Regions from separate parts of the Homo sapiens genome. Here region 2 is linked to region 1. Evidence: chromatin loops called from intact Hi-C (ENCODE). Cell type or tissue: endothelial cell of umbilical vein. All regions are shown on one strand. Each heading gives the region's core, and the rest is flanking DNA. Links, peaks and the distances in the headings are about the cores only.

The links. Peaks named below come from ENCODE experiments on the same cell type or tissue, not always from the same donor. Only the 100,000 strongest peaks of a DNase experiment are listed, where the experiment ranks them.
Region 2: a loop joins it to region 1, with 2.8 times the contacts of the local background. A loop is called at or near these places in 2 of 110 quality-filtered maps.

Annotation. Positions count from the first base shown.
Region 1 is chr12:58,955,643-58,967,855 of GRCh38, reverse strand. All of the region lies in intron 2 of LRIG3-DT (LRIG3 divergent transcript), which reads right to left. Among named protein-coding and RNA genes, the nearest start is that of LRIG3-DT, 41 kb to the right of the region's middle. RefSeq lists enhancers at 1-7, 1,928-2,097. In endothelial cell of umbilical vein, for the core only: no CTCF peak of the experiment used is centred there; a DNase peak (open chromatin) is centred at 5,755; H3K27ac peaks cover 1,634 bases.
Region 2 is chr12:59,036,824-59,049,036 of GRCh38, reverse strand. The region is part of intron 2 of LRIG3-DT (LRIG3 divergent transcript); the gene reads right to left. Among named protein-coding and RNA genes, the nearest start is that of LRIG3-DT, 120 kb to the right of the region's middle. In endothelial cell of umbilical vein, for the core only: no CTCF peak of the experiment used is centred there; DNase peaks (open chromatin) are centred at 7,186, 7,296 and 8,116; H3K27ac peaks cover 2,477 bases.

The DNA.
Region 1 (12,213 bases), core at 2,296-10,295:
CTTTTTGCTCCCTTTATATTATTTGTCCACTATCTGTATACAGAGGATGAGGCATGATGTCATGCAACAGCTTTCTGGTCATGCATGAAGTATGAAGAGGCACGGAAGGGGAAGAGGTGCGTCTTACATGGCGGCAGGCCAGGGAGAGCATGTGTCAGCACAGAAAAAACTACCATTTATAAAACCATCAGATCTCATGAGAATTCACTCTCTATCACAAGAACAGCATAGGGGAAACCGCCCCCATTATCAATCATCTCCCACCTGGTCTCTCCCTCAGTACCTGGGGATTACAATTCAAGATGAGATTCGAGTAGGGACACAAAGCCTAACCATAACAGCATCTAACCAGGTTCAATGACAACATAAGGAAGAGTTTAAAAGGCATGCCTAAATTTGAAAATAGAGTTTAGGTGGAAATAACAGGTGAGACTATTTTGTTAATGGTATTTAATGTCTAGACTAATGTCTACCTCAATAAACACATTGATTTTTTCTGACTTGTATTCTAAATAACTTTCTATTAAGATTTTCTCTCAGATATGTTACCATTTGCAATTATCTTAATAAACCCACAGCTTCATTTTGAAAGTTGTATTGATTTTAGAAAGGGAAATTTCTATGACTGGCAAATGGCTTGTACATCTGCTCAGAGAATGGGAAGTTGTGAGGCCAAGCAGCAAACAGAAGGCAAAGTCTCCTATGAGAGAAGAGAGTCATATGTGCTGAGTCATGGTCTAAAATGATCACAAATCAAAACATGGAGTGCAGGAGAGGCACACTGGTGGCAGGGAGGAGAGCATTCGGGAACTCCTAACACCCGACTACTTTGCACCCAGTGAGGTCAGCCTCCTCCATCCTACCTGCCTAGCAATGAACACAAGTCCCTCCAGGACCTTGGTTTAGTAAGGCCTTGACAAGGCCATCCTGCGTCCTTTACTTCCAAATATGGACCTGCACGTGCATATTCCCTCCTGAAATGTATTGCCAGAGCTACCCGATATGCTTTCACTCTGCTTAGAAGTATTTGAACTTCTAGACGACCCCTACCAAACTTCTGGGGACAGTTCTATTTTCATCGTATGTGACTTCATGCCTAACCAATTTATTCCCTTCAAGGTGATCTTACGAAATGCAAATTTGATCATGTTCTGCTGTTTGAAAGCTTTCAAAGAAAAAAAAAAAAACTTTATTTTTCTAGTCAAAGCCTCCATCTTTGCCCTGTTAGATAGCCTTACGTATGCTGGGCATAACTCTGACTCCTTTATCATACTACTGATTACAATGTAATCTTATTGCTGTTGTTATATTGTTAAGTATTATTATTATGCTTATTATTTTCCACTTTCCTCTACAAAACTATTGATCTATAAAGGCACTGCTTGTTCAATGCTACTTCCTTAGTACAGTGTCTGTCAGATAGCCGGCACTCAAAAATAGTTTTTGAATGAATAATAAATGAATGAAATATATTACTCTTGGCTCCTATTGTTCATTTCTGTCTTACAGAAGTTATATTTTGGAAGAGGAGTATTTGCCCTGGAAAATTAAAAAACTATTTTTAAAACAATTTTCTTTCACATTTATATATAACATAGATGACATATTGTATTATATGTCAACATATACATACGTTAGAAAAGCTCAGGACTGCTGAGATTTTGCTATTTGTACATATATATGGAATCAGACCCTCCGCATCATTGTCATGGTTGTCTCACATCAGTGAGGTCTTGACACCAGTAAGAAATAAAGAACATTAGAAGAATGGTGTAAAAACACCCTTGCTTAGATCATTCTTTATCATGGTTGAAAAATTCCAAACACCATGTTGGGGCAGATGCAGATTATTATTGGCCTTTACATTTCAGATTTCTTTTTCCTTGTTAAAACTTCAAACTGAATTTATTTTATTTGTCTTACCATTATGAAAAGGTGCACATATTTCAAGCAGAGGTGAGAAAAGGGAAGTCGAGAGGAGTCCATTCCAGCCAGAAGGAAAAGCCTGTACGGAGACAGACAAATAGGAAGCTGCAAAGTGTGCCTGATGATTCAACTGTGCGCATGCTAGGAGCTCAGGTTTGGGTGTGGCAGGTAATGAATGACAGAAGGTCAGACTAGAAACATGAGTGGATCAGCTCATGGAAGGCTTGGATACTCCACATACTCTGACCAGACTCTATTTACTTATATAACTATGGGGTGGCACAAATTTAAATGTAGGATTTCATCACTAGCAGAAAATCAACATAAATTTCAGATGTGATTTCAAATATAGAGACTCAGCACAGATGTGGGATGCATCTTCACTGATAGGTTGATAATGCTCTGGGTTAAGAAATCCATCTGATGTGTAAAATCAGGAAATGGGCATTGTCAGATAACAGAGAATCAATCAAGTCAAGTTGATAGGCTTTTCCCCTGGTTGTGGAAATTCGAGGAATAAATGCCCACTGGATTCACAAATAAGTATTATCTTGAGCAACAAAAGTAAACGAATTTTTATAGAGGTGCGTGGATGCCCGGTACAGTGGTTGGAGACTGTAATCCTAGCTACTTAGGAGACTGAAGCAGGAGGATTGCTTGATGCCATGAGTTCAAGACCAGTTTGGGCAACATAGTGAGACTCTACTTCTAAAACAAAACAAACAACAACAAAAAATTTTAATCAGCTGAGTGTGGTGGCACCTGCCTGTTGTCCCAGCTACTAGGGAGGCTGAGGCAGGAAGATCTGTTGACCCCAGGAGTTAGAGGCTGCAGTAAGCTATGATCATGTATAGTAGACATACCCGATAGCAAAATCTTAATCAAATCCTGAGAATGACCCTGTTTGGTAGATGCACCTGAATGTATATACGTTCAGAATTCCAAACTGTGGAACCTAGGAGTAGCCAACACCAAGATTCATTCCTTATCTATGAAGAACACCTGAGTTTCTGGCCTGTTCCCTTGGAACACGGGCCACTCGAGGAATCAAGCCCCTTTGTTTTGGGTTAAATGAAGGCTGCCAGGTGGAGGTTGTTAGGGAGAGGGTGCTAAGTGAAATGTCATATAAACCACATGCTTCTTGCAAGTGGTTGCAGTTCTCCTGTACAGCTCACTGCCACTGGACCAGCTCTATGTGTAAGTTTCCTTCAATAAGACCCCATGTCCTGTTTGCTGGATCTGAGTCTCTTTCTCAGCCTCCTGAACCTGATGCTATCCCTACTGATGTTACTGGAGTGCCACTGCACTCCAGCCTGGGCCACAGAAGACATTTCATCTCAAAAAATAAAAATAAAAATAAAAAAATACAGGCCAGGTGTGGTGGCTCACACCCGTAATCTCAGCACTTTGGGAGGCCCAGGTGGGTGGAACACCTGAGGTCAGGAGTTCGAGACCAGCCTGGCCAACATGGTGAAACCCTGTCTCTACTAAAAATACAAAAATTAGCCAGGCGTGGTGGCAGGCACCTGTAATCCCAGCTACCCGGGAGGCTGAGGCAGGAGAATTGCTTGAACCCGGGAGGCGGAGGTTGCAGTGAGCCGAGATCGTGCCACTGCACTCCAGCCTGGGCAACAGAGAAAGACTTCATCTCAAAAAAAAGCAACAAAATACACACACACATATATATATATATAAGTACATATATAGATAGATAGATAGATAGATAGATAGATAGATAGATAGATAGATAGATAGATATAATTTAAAGTGGGGGTGAAAGTAAGACCAGGAAATGAAGCTAGAGACAGAATTTTCTGAGAACAATAGGGCAGGGGAAATGTCAAGTGTGTCCAGGTAGCCTTCGGCTTTTACTACTTCACTGATCCTTAAGATAATTACTTCCTTCTTACTAGCCTCCCTCTTCTCCTGTCTCCAGGTGCTGCTTGCATCAATGCTGGTTCAAAGAAAAACTATAGCTGGACAGCAGTTAAAACAGTAAAACCAAATTTTTGCAGGACTATTGTAATAGGTGAAAAGAGACCTCAGTACAAAACTAGATTAAATTCCAAATACAGCATGGGCAAGTGGGACTTTATAGCCAAGGAGCAGGGTGAGGGTCAGTGGATAAAGGAAACATTGTGGGTATTGGAGTTTCTTACTAAACCATCCTAAATGGATTCTTGCTGAAGACCAGGGAGATCAGACATCACTTGGGGAGTGGTGGAGAAGGAAGAACCTGATAAGATATCAAGAATGATCTGATATTGGCGAGGTGTAGTGGCCCATGCCTGTAATCCCAATACTTTGAGAGGCCGAGGCAGGCGGATCACTTGAGGTCAGGAGTTCGAGACCAGCCTGCCCGTCACTACTAAAAAAAAAAAAAAAAAGGCCGGGCACGGTGGCTCACACCTGTAATCCCAGCACTTTGGGAGGCCGAGGCGGGTGGATCACAAGGTCAGGAGATCAAGACTATCCTGGCTAACACGGTGAAACCCCGTCTCTAATAAAAATACAAAAAATTAGCTGGGCGTAGTGGCGGGCACCTGTACTCCCAGCTACTCGGGAGGCTGAGGCAGGAGAATGGCGTGAACCCAGGAGGCGGAGCTTGCAATGAGCCGAGATTGTGCCACTGCACTCCAGCCTGGGTGACAGAGCCAGACTCCGTCTCAAAAAAAAAAAAAAAAAAATTAGCTGGGCATGATTGTGCGTGCTTGTAGTCCCAGCTACTCGGGAGGCTGAGGCAGGAGAATCGCCTGACTCCCAGAAGGTGGAGGTCACAGTGAGCTGAGATCACACCACTGCACTCCAGCCTGGGTGACTCCATCTCAAAAAATAAATAAATAAATAAAATAAAATAAAATAAAATAAAATAAAATAAAATAAAATAAAATAAAGAATGATCTGATACAAAGGATGGGGGATCCCGACTAAACAAACTTAGCAGGGACTTTCTAAAACTGGATTTTACAAGGAGGTGCACAGATGGGCCTAGGAGAAGGTCCAGGAACCTGACTAAAGTTTGGTAAAGCAAAGAATCCTCATGATGCTCAAGCAAAGCACCTTTCTTTACCTCTGCCACTAGAAAGGAAGGCCCTTGGCTACGGACTTGTTCTCTGCTAGATGGCAATGACTGGTCCAGCTAGTGAATGATTGAGTTCTCTGCTGCTGCCTTTTGAGTACTATCGTAGCTCATCTCAGATCAAATATCCACTTTCTTTTTCTTCCTATTATTTTTTAATTTGAATGAAAAATTTCAGCCACACAGAAAAGTTGAAATATTTAATGGAAATCTGTGTGTCCTCTCTCTTTCTCTTTTATTCTTAAGATTCAGAGGGTACATGTGCAGGTTTGTCACATGGGTATGTTGGATGATATTGGGGGTTGGGCTTCTAGTGAACCCAAATAATGAACATAGTACCCACTAGATAGTTTTTAGCCTGGCCTCCTTCCCTCACTTTCACCTTCTGGAATCCCCAGTGTCTATTCTTTCCACCTTAATACCACGTGTAGTCATTGTTTAGCTCCCACCTATAAGTGAGAACATGCGGTCAAATGCCCACTTCCCAGGACCCCAGAAGACAAGTAGGATTGTCAGGGAGGCTTTCAGCATTTCTATAATCAAAATAAGCCAGTAAACAGGGTGGCTTTAGTAGCAGCATTTGAGGAGAAATATTGTCAAGAGAAAACAAGCTGAAATCTCAGACACCGTCTTGCCTAACGTAGGACATCTGGTTACCTTATACTAGTATAGTCAATACATCAGAAGAGTCTAAAATGCAACATCCTGATGACCATATTAACTCTCCCATATGAAGCTTACCCTGGAATTTCCTGTATTTGTGTTTCAATTTCCGGGTTTATTTCTTCACATTCTTCATGAAAAGAGCTGGGGGGAGTGGGGAGAGAGGGCAGCAGGAAAGAAGAAAGGGAGAGAAAGAAGAGAAACAGAAAAAGTGTTCAGGAGATTATAGCTGCTCTTGTCATGGGGGCGAGGGTGGGGGGATGTGGGGTGGGTGAGTAGCTAGATGGCATGATGAATATGTTAATTGGTTTCATCGTAGTAATCATTTTACTATATATGTATCTGATAATGTCATGTTGTGTATCTTAAATATGTAAAATATTTATTTTTAAAAGATTTATGAAGGTAACATTTAAATGAACATTCCCTCCAGAAATGGGGCAGAGGGAAGTCCTTAGCCTGAGGAAGAGGTATTTTAAGCAGACATTTAATGAATACAAGCATTCAAAAGAGGTGTGAACGTATATGTGTTCTGATTACAGCAAACACCATAAAACAAATAAATACTTTCATTAGCTAAGAACTTTAAGTAACCATTTGCCAAGTTTATCTTCAGAGTCTTTCCTGTCAAATGTCAGAATTGTAATTTTAGCTGTTCTTTTAAAATAAGGCTTAATTAGGACCCAAAAGTAAGGAAGAGGATTTGACTTTTCTATGACATGGCAAAAGGGTGCAACCAGATCGCGTTGCACAGCCCATGGGAGCAAAGTCCTAGCTCTCAAATTTCTTTTCTTCAAAGTTATAGGAAGCTGCGACAGCTAAGATCTCCAGGGCTGTCTTTATTCAGTGGCTGAGCAACAGGACACTCACTATTCACTTATTTGTCTGCTTTGTATGGCTGAACAGCCTAAGAGTACTCTCTAATTTCATGTAGAGGAATCTCTTACACATGTAATTTTGAATGAAAATTACTCAATTCTTAAGAATTCATTTTTTAAATAGTGGTAAAAAGTATTATCAAAAAGAAATTACATTTGGTTTTAATCTACTTTTGTACAGAAAATTACTATTTTTTTAATTAATTAATTTTTTTAGAAAGTCTCACCACATTGCCCAGGCTGGTCTCGAACTACTGATCTCAAGCCTTCCTCCCACCCCTGCCTCCTGAGTAGCTCGGATTACAGACTCGAACCACTGCACCTGACCAGAAACATATTCTTAATGTTGTGAAGTAGGCAATTACGTCTGAAATTGCTGGGCTTGCAGGACTGAACCTGGGAAACAGGCCTTTTGCCGTCTATGACTCTGCCAAATGGTTTTCATCTTTCTTCATTCATCTAATGGGTATGATCAGTGGTGTACTAGAGCTGACTGTACACATTTCTTCCCAATTCCATATTCAATAACTTGGGTTGCTTGAAATTGGCCATAATGAGATTATTTACACCATGAACATGGGCAAACACTACAAATATCAAAGGTTTTCCCCCAGAGAGCTAGCTGTTAAACATTTACTACACAACTGAGATTGAGTGTGATATTCATATTTATAGTGTAATGACAAGTTTTATAGGCATTGTTGAAAAGTGTGTTTGATTTTGCCATTTTCTATGTAAATTTGAATATTCTGATTTTGAAACTGATCACCAAAGCAGCTGATATATTTATTTGAAGGTGGTCTATTGTAAACCATTAAAACTATTACAAAAAATCATAATTGAAGAGTTTGATTCCCCATTATTTTTAAAAACAAATAACTCTTAAATGGGAATGATCCCACACTAGAATTCAACATGAATTGGTATGTTTGCTTATTCATGACACATTTGGCCTATCACAAAGCTCCATTTGCCTTTCAGCATGATGAGAAATTGACTGAAGCTGACATTAAAGACCCTCAAAAGGTATTTTGTCCTGAACCTTTAAGGGTTAGCTAGAGCTGGCAAAGGTTACAGAAGGAAGTAGATGTTCATAAAGTGTAGTTTGGAGTTTGATAGGGTAACATGCTTCTTTCTCTTAGATCAGCAAGGATAACAGAAGGGACCAGACCACACAGAAGAGATATCACCTTTGTGCAGTTAAACATAGATACTCCTTTTAGGATAGATACAAATCTGTCCAGAAGGCCTCCCAGAAGGAATTATATACTTGCAAAACCACAAACCATGGACTTGGGTCTGTTTCTATTAGGGAATTCTTTCCCAGACATTATGTCACTTTATTTTTCTTTTAACATTGTTTGTGAACAGGTCTGCAACTATAGAAAATGTGTTGATTATACCTGTCACAATGAAACTGTTTTCCAAACACTTTACAGTTTTCATGCCAATAAAATAACTTGGAACATCTAGAGCAGATAGTTTAATCATTAAATTTTATACGTATTTACTTATGACATCATTTTCTATTTCAAACATGACCAGATCCCATATTCTCTGTTGAGATTGAAGAGGTCATTTTATATATAACAAAAAAGTATCAATTTTTTCAAACAAATGATTAACCATTTTTTAAGTTGCTTTTTCAGGCTGGAAAAAATGGGTAGCCAAGCATTTTCTGAATGGTCAAAGGAATATCAGAAATATGTATTTATGAACAGTATTAGCAAGACAGAATCAATCACTTTACGGATATGTAGGCTGAGGTCTTGAAAAAAATCAAAGAATTATAGATTTTAGGAGGTGGAATCTTAGAATTCATGTCTGATTGTCTACTGTAACAGATGAAGAAGCCAAGTGGTGCAATTAGATGATTTGTTAGGGGGTCATATATCTGGCAGGTGGCTGAAGCCTTTTGGCTAAATCAGGCATTCTAATTTCTGAGACCATTTTCCATAGCACTGTGGTCTTTCCAAGATATACAGCTGACATGCCAACATAGCATTTACAGTGTTAAAATCGTGCCTCCTTTTCACCAGAGGGACTTTAGTAGATTTCAAATAAACTCTTTTGTTTAGTGTTTTCATTTTTACAATTATATAATGTAGCACCTTTACAAGGCATATGTTGACACACAGCATTAACTCTTCTAGGTTAACCATGTTACATCAGACTTTCCCAGGGGTAGGTGTTATATTTCTGGAGATATGTTTTTAGTCCAATACTTGTAGAAGTCAATATATTTCAGTAGGAATTATGCTTCACAGCTGGAAAAATTAAGACAAAAAGGTTACTTAACATATCCAAACTACACTCATAGTTAGAGTCAGGTCATTTCTATCTTTCAAATTAGATGGCTTGCTACTCAACTACACATCAATTTAATCTTTAGTAACACAGAGGAAAACCACAAGAGAAACCTAGTAGCTTCAATTACCCATAGCAAACATGCATTTACAGATGCCACTTCAGGGGCTATAATAAGGGGAAATTGACTGAAGGTCAATTCCACATTGGGATTCCACATTCCCAATTCCACATTGGGAAAAGCCCCCAGTACAAAGCAGAGAACACATTCTGAGTTCAGCCCCCAGGTAGGAAAACCCTAATACTCTTTAAAGTAGGGATCACTATTTGGAAAATTAATTCTCTAGTCTTTTAGCTCTACTCAAATTTCATATTCATCTTTCATATGTGACTTTTTATTTGCAATGCTCAATTATTAGTTTTAGACTTTTAGAGTTGAAAGGGGTCTTGAAGATCCAGCCCCACACAGCACAGAGATTCATTCAGCATTGCAAATAGTCATCTATCTGTTACTTAAATATATCTAATGAGAGAATACATGTATTTTTTGTCAAAAATCTTACAAAGGCCCCAGTACAATGCAACACAAATATATCACTTCTGGGGTATATCTCAAAATTCATAACATCAATGTAATAATAAGAATATATCAGACAAACTCAAAATGAAGGATACTCTACAAAAGAGCTGCCAGTGTTTTGATCTTGGATTGATCTTGGACTGCCCAGCCTTCAGAACTGTGAGCAATAAGTTTCTGTTATCTATAAATTAACAGGTGTAAGGTATTTTTCATAGCAACCTGAATGAACTCAGATAGTATAAAAACTGGGGAAGCCCAAATGTTAATTTCTTATTTTGATAAATATACTATGGTTATGTAAAATGTTTATATTAGATATAAATTACATGAGAAATTAACATTAGAGGAAGCTGGGTGAAGCGTATATAGAAACTCTCTGTACTAGCTTTGTAACTCTTCTCTAAGTATAAAATTATTTCATAATAAAGTAAAAAGTATCTTGGCTAGATGCGGTGGCTCACTCCAGTAATTCCTGCACTTTGGGAGGCCAAGGCAGGTGGATCACATGAGGCCAGGAGTTCGAGACCAGCCTGGCCAACATGGCAAAACCCCATCTCTACTAAACATACAAAAATTAGCCAGGTATTGTGGCATGCACCTGTAGTCCCAGCTACTAGGGAGGCTGAGGCAGGAGAATCACTTGAACCCGGGAGGTGGAGGTTGCAGCGATCCGAGATCACACCACTGCACTCCAGCCTGAGCGATACAGCGAGACTCTGTCTCAAAAAAAAAAAAAAAAGTATCTTAAAAAGATATTACTTCCATTTTATGATGAAGAAACCGATTGACTAAGATGTGAGAGTTAATGAGTGAGTTTTTAACTTCAGCCTGTCCCTTACCTTTTTTGGTAATTAAATCAACGTTTTGTTGAGAAGCATCATAAAAATGAGGGTTGGACACTTCAACGCCGTTTCTGCCACTCACAAACCTAAACAAATTTCCTTGGCTGTAAAATGTCATGGTGATTGGCACAATGTACATGCTCAATAACTGTTAGCCACCTACTGAACATCCACTGAAGGCACAGAAAATGACTTAGCTAATGTCCAAGCAGCCACTTTAACAGCAGTCCTCAAACCTGGCTGAGCAGCAAAATCAACTGGGGAGCTTTTGAAAAAATGTAAATTCCCAGGCCTCATTGCATTTTTATAAATCTCTCCAGGGGACTCAGATGTGCAGCCAAATTTGGGAGCCACAGTTGTTTGGTATTTAGAGAGTCACCAAGGGGGAGTTTTTTCTATAGTGTTCCTTGAAAGTCAAGAATTTAAACCTAAGCCTCTGAATAAAGAACCAATAGATCCTATATAATAGGTAACATTATACATAGTTTTACCTTCCCTGAGGGAGCATTGAGAAAGGGGCATTTGTATGTTATTTAAGGAAAGGTATAACTGCAGAAACTTAATCTCCTAGACAATCCTAAATGCTATTAGAAATTTATGTATTCTCATTATAATCACTTTGTATTTAAGCCTCTTGCTTTCATTTTTCAGTTTACTAGAGCCAGGAACATACCCTTTCATTTAGCATGAGTTTGCTCACTCGATTAGTTAGCCATCATTTTTCAGAAAATAGCCATGACAAATTTGGTCCCAGGTGGAAAAATCTGCCTGGAACAGGGGACAGCATGAAAACACCAAGTGAAGACAAAGAATAAAGAGGGGACATTGCATAATGATTTATATTTTCACTTAAGGGCCAGGACTATTGGCTAATGAAGACCGTACATATTTTTAAAAATATTTACATGCATATGCATGCACACATACATGCACGTGTGTGTGTGTGCATATACATATACATATGTAAACTAAGATAAAGCCAAATAAATGGTTTTTGGGGGGTGGGAATGATAAGGCCAGGATGAAAGACAGAAGTGAAGAACTAAACAAGAAAATAGAGAAAAGCAGGTGGGTTACTAATAGAAGCAAAAATATTTTGGGGAACTGAGTTCTACCACCACCAGTAGCACTTTAGGGACACTCAAATCACTGGTACTGATTGAAGAAGTATTCAAATCACTGGTACTTCCGCTTCAACAATAAAGATGTTTCCCAAGGCCTCGTTCTGTCTTTATTTCATAATGTACCTTGGAATTCCTATATTCATGCTAACTGCTCCTTTGGGACAGAATTTTATTTTATGCTCTTTTTTTTGTTACAAAGAAGTCTGTAAGAATTGTGATTAAAAACAACATTTTGTGCTGTGCCTTTTAAGCATCTGCACATGCTCTGCAATCTTTGGCCTAATTTCTGTTCTTGCTGTGTTCCCCTAAAAAGCTGCTCTGAGAACACAGCATATTCAAAACCAATGGGTACTCTGTGTATGGATTAACTCCAGGAGTTTCATACAAAGATAAGGCAGTGGCCTGTTAATGAGCAAAGGTCAGGCTTGACTTAGAGAATGGTCTCCCCGTTGCTTAGCCTGCTGCCTTCTCTCATCACATCATAAAAGCTTCTAAAATGTAAGTAGTCCCATTAATTAAATTTTAAGGAAGATTTGAAGTTTATGTGTAGATGTGGGGTATTTTTTTCCAAATGGCCTTGTAGTCATAATAATTTAGAAAAGTGTGACATTAAAATGTCTTCATAGCAGGCAATAATTCTACTTCTAGACATCTATCCTAAGAAAATTATCAGATGCCAGGCACGGTGGCTCACGCCTGTAATCCCAGCACTTTGGGAGGCCAAGGCAGGCGGATCACGAGGTTAGGAGATAGAGACCATCCTGACCAACATGGTGAAACCCCATCTCTACTAAAAATACAAAAATTAGCTGGG
Region 2 (12,213 bases), core at 2,591-10,590, 81 kb before region 1:
AATTTTTAAGTGTTAGCTTTAAATAGTTGAGATTTACCGTTTTTATTTTTACTCATTGTAAGTTGTAGTCTATATTTTAATTTTAACAGATGATATTGCATATTTTAGAAAAAACTTTATAAAATAATTTTAATATTTTACATTCCAGTTAGTTTATACTTCTGATGGTAATATATTCAAATTGCGTACACACTGAAAGTAGTTACATTTTGTTTAATTTATACTACGTTGAAGGTATATTCAAATAGTGTATACTTTAAAATTAATTAAGTAGAACAAAAATCAGAAAAAAATCTTGAGTATAGTTATATAATTAGTGGTTGTGACTAAATGAAGACAAAGTAAAGTTGATGAAATTAATATATAATGATATATTGTGTATATTTTTGTTTCACTACTCCAAATTTTGCCAACTCATCAGTGGAACACTCATATCAGCACAATAATAATTAAATTCATTTCCCTGATATTTTGCTTATTTTCACTCATTAAAACAATTACTGAAAATATTTTTGAACTATTATTATTACAAAACTATTGCAACACAAAAGGATAAAACGTGTATAATAATTTGTTAGCTTGATTTATAATTGTTAAATACTTAAATTACTAAGAAGCACTACTTCATTAAGGAACAATCTATCTTATGCAAAACGAAAAGAATAACTTGATAAATTTTAATTAGTATTTTATTTCTCTTAAGTGGCCTCCATTTATTCTCTTTTCCCGGACCATGCAAACTTTAGCAGTAGTCAGGGCCTGAACCTGTTCTCAGAAGATAGGCGGCAAGTAATTGGTACATAGACAGCTACTTTCCAGGTGTCCCTATTTAGTTTACTAGGGCTGCCATAACAAAGTAGCACAGACTGCTGGCTTACACTACAGAAACTTATCATCTCACAATTCTGGAGGCTGGAAGTCTGAGATCAAGATGTCAGCGGATTGGTTCCCTCCGAGGGCTGTGAGGGAAGGATCTGTTCCAGGCCTCTCTTCTGAGCTTGTAGATGGCCGTCTTTTCTCTGTCTTCATATATTGTTCCCTCAGCATGTGCCTGTGTCTAAATTTCCTCTTCTTACTGGATTAAGGTCAATCATATCCTTTAGGGCCCACCCTAATTACCTAATTTTAACTTAATTATCTTTTAAAGACCCTGTGTCTAAATACATTCAGAGGTCATGGGAATTTTAAAAAATCATATGCATTTTTAAAATTCAGCCCATAATACCCATACACAGACATGAACGTGTTTGCACTTTGGTTTCTTTCTATTGGATCGAACTTTATTGTCCATAAATGCTTGGATATTTTTTGCAAGACAATTGACATATGTCACCTGGATTTTAGCCACAAAGGACAAAGGCTTTGTAAGTATGATCATTTTTCTGGATTTAATTTTGACTCATTACCTTAAAATCATTAAAAAAATGTTATATGATAATAGCTCAGCTAATAGATATAATGCGGCATTCTCCCAAAAATCTAGTTTTGCTGTGTTTGACAGAGGAAGTAGTCCTCTTCAACTTTATTAAGATTTAGCAATGCTCCATTTTTTTTGTCTTATGCAATTATTCTTCAAGGTAATAAACGTGAGTCATTCTTTTATGATTGTTAATCTATTTTTATGTATCTGCATAATATGTACTTCATGGACTTTAATAAAATCTGAAGTGAGGTCCCCTTGAGGCCATTTCCAGGCTGGTTTTGCTGCAAACTGCAGTGAGTGGAAATTCAGTTAGTTCAGCATACAGTGTGTTTCCCTTTAAAATAGATGGGCTAATAGGAAGCATGTCTGTGCTGGCCTGGTATTATGGTTTGGCCTCAAATACTGGTTGTTAAAACAAACTACACACCATCCGAGACCTAACTGCCAATAATTCCATGGTGTAACATAACTTAGCTGAATATGCTTTTAGTTTGGAAAAGGTAAATAGGAAACAAGGTAGCAAGAATAAGCATGTCTGCAAGTATGCCATCTAACTCTACTTCTGGAAAGAATCCAGGAGATTACAGAAGGACTAAACTAAATCAGATAATTCTGTCAGTTTTCTGTTATGAAGAAATGTTCTATCTGAAATAATCAGTAAATACTTGAACTATTTATGGGTTCTACCTAGGATGTAAATATGAGACATTAAACTGACTGTCTGGTAGCATGGAAATTTTGTCTACACACAATGGAATTCCAAATATTTTTGTTTTCTGTAAGGGCATTTCCTAGGGTCTTTCTCTTCCATACCTCTGCCAAATGTATAATTACTCTTAAAATCATTGTTTCTTCCACATCACCACATTTTATTATTGCATATATCTATCCTTCCTATTTATTGCAAATCTCTATAGGCCAGAAATGCTTTTTCTATTTTTTTAAATTCACAATCATATTGTGTTACACAGTTTAAAAATAGAATAAGAATAGAATTAAATGAATTTTAAATTTTACAATCAGAGAATGAAAAGGGTCTTCAAAAGTCACTGCCGAATTTCACATTTTCGGGAAACTAGATGTCTACATTAGTGACAAACCCCATACAAACCCACAAACATGTCAGAGAAGAGCTATGAGCCTTAACATAATTTTTTAATGCATAAGCCAGTTCCTAGTGCCATGCTTTGTATCAATGATTACATTCACTGCCAGCCACACTGTGACGATATGTACTTCTCTTACAGCTGGAAAGTGGAGAGCTGGTTGCTGGATGTCAGTTCTCTGTCATTTGGTGCCCACATCACACAGAAAACCCAGCGTCGGCATAGTCCTTTGCATCAGTGACAGATGTCAGTAATATAATGTTGATAAGCAGTTGCGTTTGGAAATTAATATATTTAAGTGTTCTTCTCATGTGACTTACCTTCTTCACAATTACTGAATATTACTACATGCTGATTGAGACATATATTCAAATTCAGGGTAAAATTTTGTTTGTGTGTGTCAATTTTCTATTGACACTTGTGATTTCAGGAAATACTTTCATGCCTCCTTAACGCAAACACTACTCTTCATCTTATCTCCGAAGTCCCAGAAATGGTCTGGCACATAATAGGTGGTCTTATTTATTTACTTAGTTAATTATTTAAATTTGGCCATTCTTTGAAAAACAACGATGTTCTTGATGACACCTCATCAAGGCTAGTTTATTTTCTTACTGTGAGGGCTTTATATTCCAATTTCCCAGTTTTGTAAGTGATTCTTCTTTATTTATTTACATCCAACTGAAATCCCTTTTGCTTTAATATAAGCCATGTTTTTCTCATACTCCGGAACAAACAAAATATTAATTAAGCATCCTTTATTTATGCATAATACTTTTTGCCCATCAATTCTTACTTCTAGGGTTCGACCTTCCCCCCATAACTCTGCTGTCTGCTTTTGCCAAAATAGAGCTTCATTTGCAATTGTGTTTGCAGGCCTGTGTTTGTGTGTATGTGTGTGTATACTGTGTGGTAAGGGTGGCTGTGCTAAATGGAGATGGCAAATTGATTATTATCCTAACTCTTCTCAAGAAACTCATGAGTTATGCACGACCATTCGATGGCTAATGCGGGCATAGGACATTCTTAGGAACAGAGAAGCAGATGCTGGCAAATTTCAATGCCCTGTAGTAAACTACATTTGAAAAGCAGTAGCTAAAATATATATTTTTAAATACAGGTATAAAACAAAAATAGGGGCATAAGACAAAAATGAATTTATACAACCGTAAACCAAATAGATATGTGTAACCTATTTTTTGTGGTTAGTATAACCAGATGCTGGAAAAGTATACCAGGAATCACGGTGGGGATGAGGGAAACTGGAAATTTCTAACAACTGAGAGGACCTAGGTTTGTTTGATGCCAAGATATGCTTTCCCACTACACTTCCTCTTAATTATCATATTCTTAAATCTCTTAAAATATACCACCTTCCATTAGAAATGCTGTTTATTATCTACAAAGGATAAAATACCTTTAAAATTCTCTGCTACTTACTAATTGGGAGCCTGGTTAGAATGTCCAAACCTCAGTTATCTCATGTCTTAAAGGAATGTATTATACTTTCTAGGACTGCTTTAAAGATTAATTGAGATAATGTCTATAAACACCTGGCAAATAATACAAGTTCAGTAAATATAGGTTGATATTTTCTTGGCACATTACTTTTGGCATTGTAAACCCTGCCCCTCCCCCGAATATTGGTGGAATGTATGCGTGCATAACAATAAACTGGAGTAGACTTTTTAAAAGAATAAATACTTCAAAAACAAGCTTTTACATAGAAGCCATTTTGAAAGAGCTTCCAATAGTCAAATATACAACAATTTGAGCAATAAAATAAAAATGTGGTATTAGATTATAACCCAAAATATAAAATAAATATAAATGAGTCTATCCTGATATAAATTAGTAAAATAAAAAAGGAAGGGACAAATGTCTTTTATGAAAGGATTCCGATTAAGATATGTAGATACTCCCTATGCCGGTTTAATCATCTCTCCTGTCTTGAGTCTGGGCTGCATTTAGGACTTAGTGACCCTCTTACAAAGTATACAGTGGGGAAAGGAGAAAAACTTTACAGTGAAAAGACCTGAAAAACACTACATGAAACAAGCAATCAAGGTTAACGTCGCCAGTGGTGGTAGGTCACAGTACTTCATAAAACTCCATGACCCCAATCTGACCATGAGAAAAACATGAGACAAACCCAAATTGGGGGGCATTCTTCTAAATATCTGACCAGTATTCTTCAAAACTACCAAGATCATGAAAATAAAGAAAGTCTCAGACACTGTCACAGACCCAAGGTGACTGAGAAGATGTGAGGACTAAATGCAAGGTGAAATCCTGGGTTGGATCCCAGAACACAAAAAAGACATTAATGGAAAAACTGGTGAAATCCAAATAAAGTCAGTAGCATATTTAGTAGTAATGTACCCATTTAGTAGTAATGCACCCAAAAAATTAAATAAATGAGGAATTATGCACAATTCTATAAGGTGTTAACATTAGGAGAAACTGGGTAAAATGTATTAAAACTATGTACTATTTTTGCAACATTTTCTAAATCTAAAATTATCCCAAAGCAAAAACTGTATCTTAGAAAAAAAAACGAAAATCTTTATATGTAGCATCATGCATTCTTCATTAGCTAATTTCAAACATAAAGAAAATCCACCCAAGAAACTGAAATTCTGCCTCTTCTGTTCATCTGTAATATTATAATACAGTGTTTAGTGAAGCTGTGAGGCTTAATCAACTCGAAACGCAACATCACAAAGCTCTTTGAAATCCCAAGATGAAAGAAAATTATATAACTATGTAAATAAAGTCTTAGTTTGACCATTCAAAATGTTTCTCGGTACATACCTAAATAAAGAAATGAATCTGTGAGCTGTTTTCTCTAAACAAATACATTCTGTGTGTAATGATTAGTGCACAGTGCCAAAATACCTTATGGGAAGTTGCAAAATCCAATCAACTTAATTATTAAACATCTTGTGTCATGCAGTCCCACCCCCACAAAAAGTATTCTTGCTTACCACACCTGTATTTTTGCTTTTTGCTTTTTAAGGTATTAAAATTTAGACTGCATTCAGGAGCAGAATGGTACTTAACTTTCTATTTGAAAACTGTCAGGCAGCACTTTTAACGTATTGTGGGATGAGACCCATTGTATGATTGGTATTCCATCAAAATTACCACTCTGCAGAAATGATTCAATTTAGTTGGAGTAGCTAAATTGCCTTCATGTGACTTCCATATTTTTCGACACATTTCCCATTGTCTAATACTTAGGGTCATTACTGGATAATATTAATATTAAACAGGGACTCTGTTCTCTGTGGTTCTAGAGACTCTCTCAGACATCTGACACCCTTAGCCCCAGCCTTTGACCTTCGACATCATAAAGTTTACATTTTTGGTTTCAATTGACAAACTTATAATAGACTGTCATATTTTTGGTTAAACATGGCTGTAGCTATTAATACTTCCACACTACATTATATTTAATTTGGTCAGTGCAAACTAATGGTCAATCTGGTGAACAAAAGTTTTAGTTCAACTGTTGACCGAGCTGTGCAGCTTTTATTGTTTGCTTCATTAGAAGGTTGATCCCACTAATCCAAAATGAACTTAATTAGGATGTCTTTTTTGCTTGTTCTCAAAACATGTATTTAAAATTCAGGTCATATAACAGGGAAAGCATGGGCTTTAAAGTCATGCAGATCTTCCTGACAACTTTATTAACTAGCTGTGTGACCTTGGCAAGCCACTTGACCGCTCCAATCCTCAATTTCTTTTTCTGTAAAATGATCATAAAAAATATTAACCTTACATAGCTATTGTGAGGATGAAATAGATTAAAATGTGCAAAAGTACTTAGCATGATGCCCGACTCAATAAGTCTCCTTTCAACACTAAAATGATGTTAGAGACTGTAGTTACATTCCAAGTAGTTCACAAAAACCAAGACAGCCACACTATGTAACAGAAATATGTCTATCTCAATGAAAAAAAAATAAAAGAAATCATATTGTTGCCACATGTCTAATTAATGCAACATAGGAAATAAAAAATTAAATAAATGAGGAATTAAAGTTGTGTTCCTACATGCAACTTAAACATCTTGATTATTGGTGCTTGAAAGAAAGGTATATTTCGTAATGAAAGTTAAAAGTCCCTGAAGCTTTTCTAGTGGTTTTTTTATCTAATAAATATTATCATTTTCCAGGCTGGGCACTGGAAAAAGGGAAAAAAAATTATGCAGTGAGCAAATGAAGATGGGAACACTTCACTCTTGTTGCTTACAGTCTGGTGAGGGAGATATTTAAGAACAGATTTATACTTTCAGGCTGAGATAAGATCCCTGATGATGCAGTGAATAGAATGATGGAGATAATGATTTCCCTGGATGGTGGAAAAGGAGTAAGGACATGGTAGGGAATCCAGAACCAACTGACAAAGGCAGAGTGTTTATATGTGAGAGTGATCTATGGGATAAAACGTTAACTGACTTGTAATTGGTGAAAACAAGAGTGAGGATTTGTTGGTGCTTCCCCACAGGGAATGACTCAGGAAGGGAAAGAATGAAATGGTGAGGAGATAGTGTTTCTCCTACATTGTGGCTAAACCTGGGAGGGAGCTGAGTGCAACCAGTTGTTTGCATGTAGAGATGTATGTTTGTGAGGCTGACATTGGCCACTAAGAAATGAATACAAAGGTAGTTGATCCCAGAACAGTATAGATGACCTGTTTTGGAAGAATACAAATATACATAAAGCATGCCTGGACAATAACAGTATTAGCAATAGGGCTGTACCAGAACCATGAGCTTTAGAAAGGATAGTTACAGTCAGCAACCAAAAAAAAAAAAGGATGTTTTCTTTACATGAAAAATGCTTCAAACCTGTGTGAGTAATTCTGGAATTTTCAATAAGCCCAGTTGTTATAAGGAATGACTCACTCTTGCCTAATAAGTGAAAGAATGAAGTTTTAGAAACAAAATCATCTGTTCCCCAGCCGGAATGGTTTATTTCACAACTGAAAGTTTAACATTAAACAAATATAACTCAAGTCACAATGCAATGATGATTGATGTTTTTCATCAACATCCAATTATCATTCCATCAAACACTGTTGTCTGGGCCAAGTAAAACATAGAGTATGCATCTAGAAAGGGTTATTCTCTACACCTTTTCAAAATCACTTGCAGGATATAACTACACTTACTGAATTTCTGACTTGTTAGAGCATGTCACAGGGAACCTCTCCAAGTGAATTTGGGTGTTGTGTTATCGCGTGTGCTTTCCAAAGTATATTAGTTGCTTTTGCTATTTGAACTTAAAAAGGAAGCCCCTTTCATTTCTTTAACTTACTCCTTTAGAATAATCTGCATCTGTGTTTTCTTTGTCTTTTGTTAGCTGTGAAGGCAGCTACTTAGGTATCAGGCATGATGGTAGGCTGTGGTGTGAGGTCTTGTAGGAGGTGAGGGAAACTGGTGGGATTTCAGGAAAACAAAAACAAAATAAAAACATCCCTTTGACTGGGCTTCAAAGGAAGCCATCACATTCAGAAACAGCTCTTCAAGAAAACACAATCACTTCCCATTTTGTTCTGTGCTAAGCCAGTGGTTCAAAAGAGGAGTGATGGATGGCTTGGAGACTGCTGTAGTTAAAAAAAAAAAAAAAAAGAAAAAAAGCCTCACATTCCCAAGGATGCCTTTTGTCCCAGATCACTCTGCAAGCAGCTCCCTCAAAGAGCCAGGAAGCTTTCTCACCAATTCTCAACCTTCTCTCCTCTGGGAAGGCAGCAACAGCTGCTTCACCATCAGGAGTGACTTGCTGAGGAAGACAAAGAACGCACCTTTCCTGTCTGAAACTTCAGGGAGGGCTGAGCACTGAAATAAAATTAATTGCTCAAATTGGAACTTGGCCAGAACCCCAAGGCTAACAACGTACTGTTACAGGAGGGGGAAAAAAAGCTTTAATGAACTTAGGAAGAAGAGATCTAAAAATTATATCAAAACAGACAATACAACTTTTCCCGCCATGGCTTATTTCAGCAGGGAGTGACTTGGAAGGGAGGTGGGAGGGAAGAGTCTGGGTCTCCTGGAATTCTGGCTATCCAAAATCTGAATGAAATCATTGACTTTGCCTCACTTCTAAAAACTTGCTTCAACCTAGAATGATAATTAGGAAGCAGATCTGGTTTAATGTATTATTAATTTAATCTTAACCTTAGTTAAAATTCATAACTTCCTATTAAGGACATGGGTTCCTGTTGAACTGGCCTATCCCAAAGCTTATGAAGAATCTGTAAGATTGCACAAGCAGCATGCAGAGGCCTGAACCTAGCCCATGACAGGTTCTTCTCCCATCTCATCAGAGGGCCTCTGAGCACCGTCCCTGAGAACACAGGGAGAGGAGCACGCAGCCATGCAAATTTAAATTTAATTCCATTCAGCCAGCATTGGTGGGCCAGTTGGGTGCTAAGAGATGTTCAGTATCAAAAAGAGTATCACAGACAAGAGATGTTAATGAACCACTTTGGGCTTGGGGAACAAAGAGATAGGTAGCCTGTGATTTGAACCCAGAACATTAGAGGGAACCAGTACTGAGAGCACTGACTATAGAAATCGGCTCAGAAAGCACAGCCAGATGCACCAGATACAGCATACAAAGTTCAGAGATGGTCTGCGTGCATGTGCAGGATGCAATGTTTGCCTAGTGGAATAGTGGTCTCCCAGTGGCTGGGTATGGCCGATGACAAAGGACCCAGAGCAGGAGATGTTTGGCAAACAAGAGCCCTGGAGGTTATCATTAACTCTTTCAACAAATACATATATTGAGCATCTACTGTGTTATAGACATTGTGCTTAATGCTGGGGATATAAGTGATCAGCATGGTGGACACTGCTATCTAGGAACTTAGTTCACAGGGAATAGTAAGCCAGCGAAGGATCTGAATTTGTGGGCCAGATTCTAGTCTCCTCAGCAAGTAAACCAGAGGCCAGCCTTCATGTTGGAGTTCCCCATTCTAGATGGTGACAGGTTACAAATAAAGAACTAAAAAACAGGAAAATCAGTCTGCTAGATAACTAGTAGGCTTTCAAAGTAGGTTTCTCAGAGCTATCAAATGCCCCTGCATTGGCAAAGAACAGAGAGAAGAAAGAGGAGGGCTTCATTTGGACCAATATATCTATATACTTTCATCTGGCTTCCTTGTAAATAAACGTACTTTGTCCTGGTTGAAGAATACATTTCCTAATGGAGTGATTAAAATATCAAAGTAATACCATGCTCCAAGTTTGTCATTTAATAAATGGCAAATAAATGAAGCTTATTTATTTATTTAATAAAACAAATAATTCTTATGTATTTATTTTAAAATTAATAAGTGGCAAATAAATAAATTTTATTTCCCTTTTAGTAATTTTAAAAATACATAAATTGTATATATTCTATAAATATTTATCAAGCATTTACGATGTACTAGGAACTGTGCCAGATCCTCTAGATGCCAAGATTAAAATAACAAAAGTCCTGCCCTCAAAGAACTTGTAGTCAATTGGAGAAGACAGACAAGTAACTAGCTATTATAGCTATGCCTTAGCTGCCTTTTCTACCTCCATCCCTATCCTACTGGGATTCGAGTAGATCCAAGGTAGATTTAGGTGCTAGAGGTGAGAGTTCAGGCTAGACTAGGAAATCACAATGAAGGTGGACTGAAGCAGAAAGATCCACTTCAGAGTGAAATTGAGTTAAATGCATCAAGTGATTCAAAGGCTAAATTGAACACTAAGGTGAAGAAACAAGCCCAAAGTCTGCAATACTGGGTAGATCTAGAAGAAAGTGAGATGAAAATTGCAGAAGGAAACTGTGTGTGATAGAGACAGAGAAGAAGGTTGATCAAAAACTGAAAATATAGCTTATTGATCTCTAGCTTTATAGGGTTGGGAGGCTAGGCAAGTTTAGAAAAGTCAATACAGGGTAAAATAAAGACAAATGTATAAAGCTCTGGGAACATAAAGGAAGAGGACAGACCTCATTTGTGATGCAGCAGAGATGGTGAGAGTGGGCTTGTGGAGGTCTTCACAGATGAAGCAATGATGATTTGATTCTCTAAGCCTGAGCAGGAGTTAGCCAGACAGGGGAAGAAAAGGGCATTCCAGGCAGAGGCAACCCCCTATAAAATCACGGCAGCTTCAGAAACCTTGTCACAGTTGGCTTGATGGCTGGGCTTCTTAGGAGCAGCTGGAGATGAAGCTAAACTGAAGGCAGGAGTCAGATTGTTAATTTCATTTTAACTCTTTAATGAACTAGTTTAGGGAGAAAATTTTCATATTTATATAATTTGGATAGTTAACCTATAAATCACAAACTTTTAGATTCAGGGATAGTATAGAAAGTATCCAATAAAAATGTTTTTATTCACTCCCTTAAAAATAAGTTTCTATTTAGTCCACCATAAGCCAACTAGAATAATCTGTGACTTGCTAACAGTTGAATTTCGCATCCTTTCTTAGGAAAACATTAAATCTGCTTAGTTCAGTTAAAAAAGTGAACATAGCCATTTTCATGCCTCCTGATGAAATTATGGCCCCTTATATGATCCCAATACTTAATCACTGTTAAATATAAATTTAACTGCTGAGGGTTTAAGTTGCAAGGCTTGTATTTTTGGGTCTTCAACCTCTCATATATTTGTTTCCTCAAATTTTTCTGACTTTGAAATTGCATGAGATCGATTAAGTCATTAGCCACAAATTAAAGATTTGCCACAAGATTCTTCAGTCCTTTGTAGGCTAACATGTTGCTGCTGGCTGTTTATGGAGCTAATCTTAATCCAACATCAGGTTGCACTTGGTTACTGTTCCATCGTTTAATCAGTTGTTTGGGTGCTTGTGGTGGTGGTGGTGCGTAAAATACTGTTCTTAATTATAAAACTCCTATCCTTGGATCAACTTGTCCCAGATAACATTTGTTTCATCTTTATGCACATTCTTTTAAACATTACCAAATGTGCCATCACAGAAAATCACTGATTAAACATTTGGAACAAGTAGCTGGAATCATTTGGTGCTAACAGCAGCCAAGGCAGAGATGTGTGTTATGCAAAGCAGGAAACTGTGAGCACTTTCATCAGGTCTATTTATTGTTCAGCTTAGTTTATACTCTTTATTCTGGATGAATTAATAATAATCCTTTAGAATCACAGAGCACCTTTATTATAAGAATACAAAGCATTCTCTCATACCCTCTCTCTACTCATTTTGCAACATCCCCATAAAGCAGGAAGGGTCAGGTATTCAGACAGGAAACCAAAGCAGACGCTAAATGACTTTCCCCAGGACATATGGTTAGCCACAGACAGAACCATAACAAGAATGCGAGTCCCTTGACATCAAGGTCAATGTTGATGCCATCAGACTGGTGGTTCTCAAAGGATGATCTGTGAAGCCTCTCAGCTTATCCATAGTCTGGGGGTTGTGACGTTAAAGTAAGCCTAAAACACTTCCACTCATTGCTGCCATTAATTCCACACAATAAACATCTGGGATGTGACAATAGCTGTAATGCTGTTTGCTGATGTGAGGTCTCCCATCTTCAAAAAACATAAAAACAGTCCTTTCCTTGAACTTCCTTTGTGGGCTACTATTCATTTCATTCACTTCTTTCTTTCTTTCTTTTCTCCCTATCAAGAGCAGGACTCAGGCATGCAGGCTACAATGCTAGC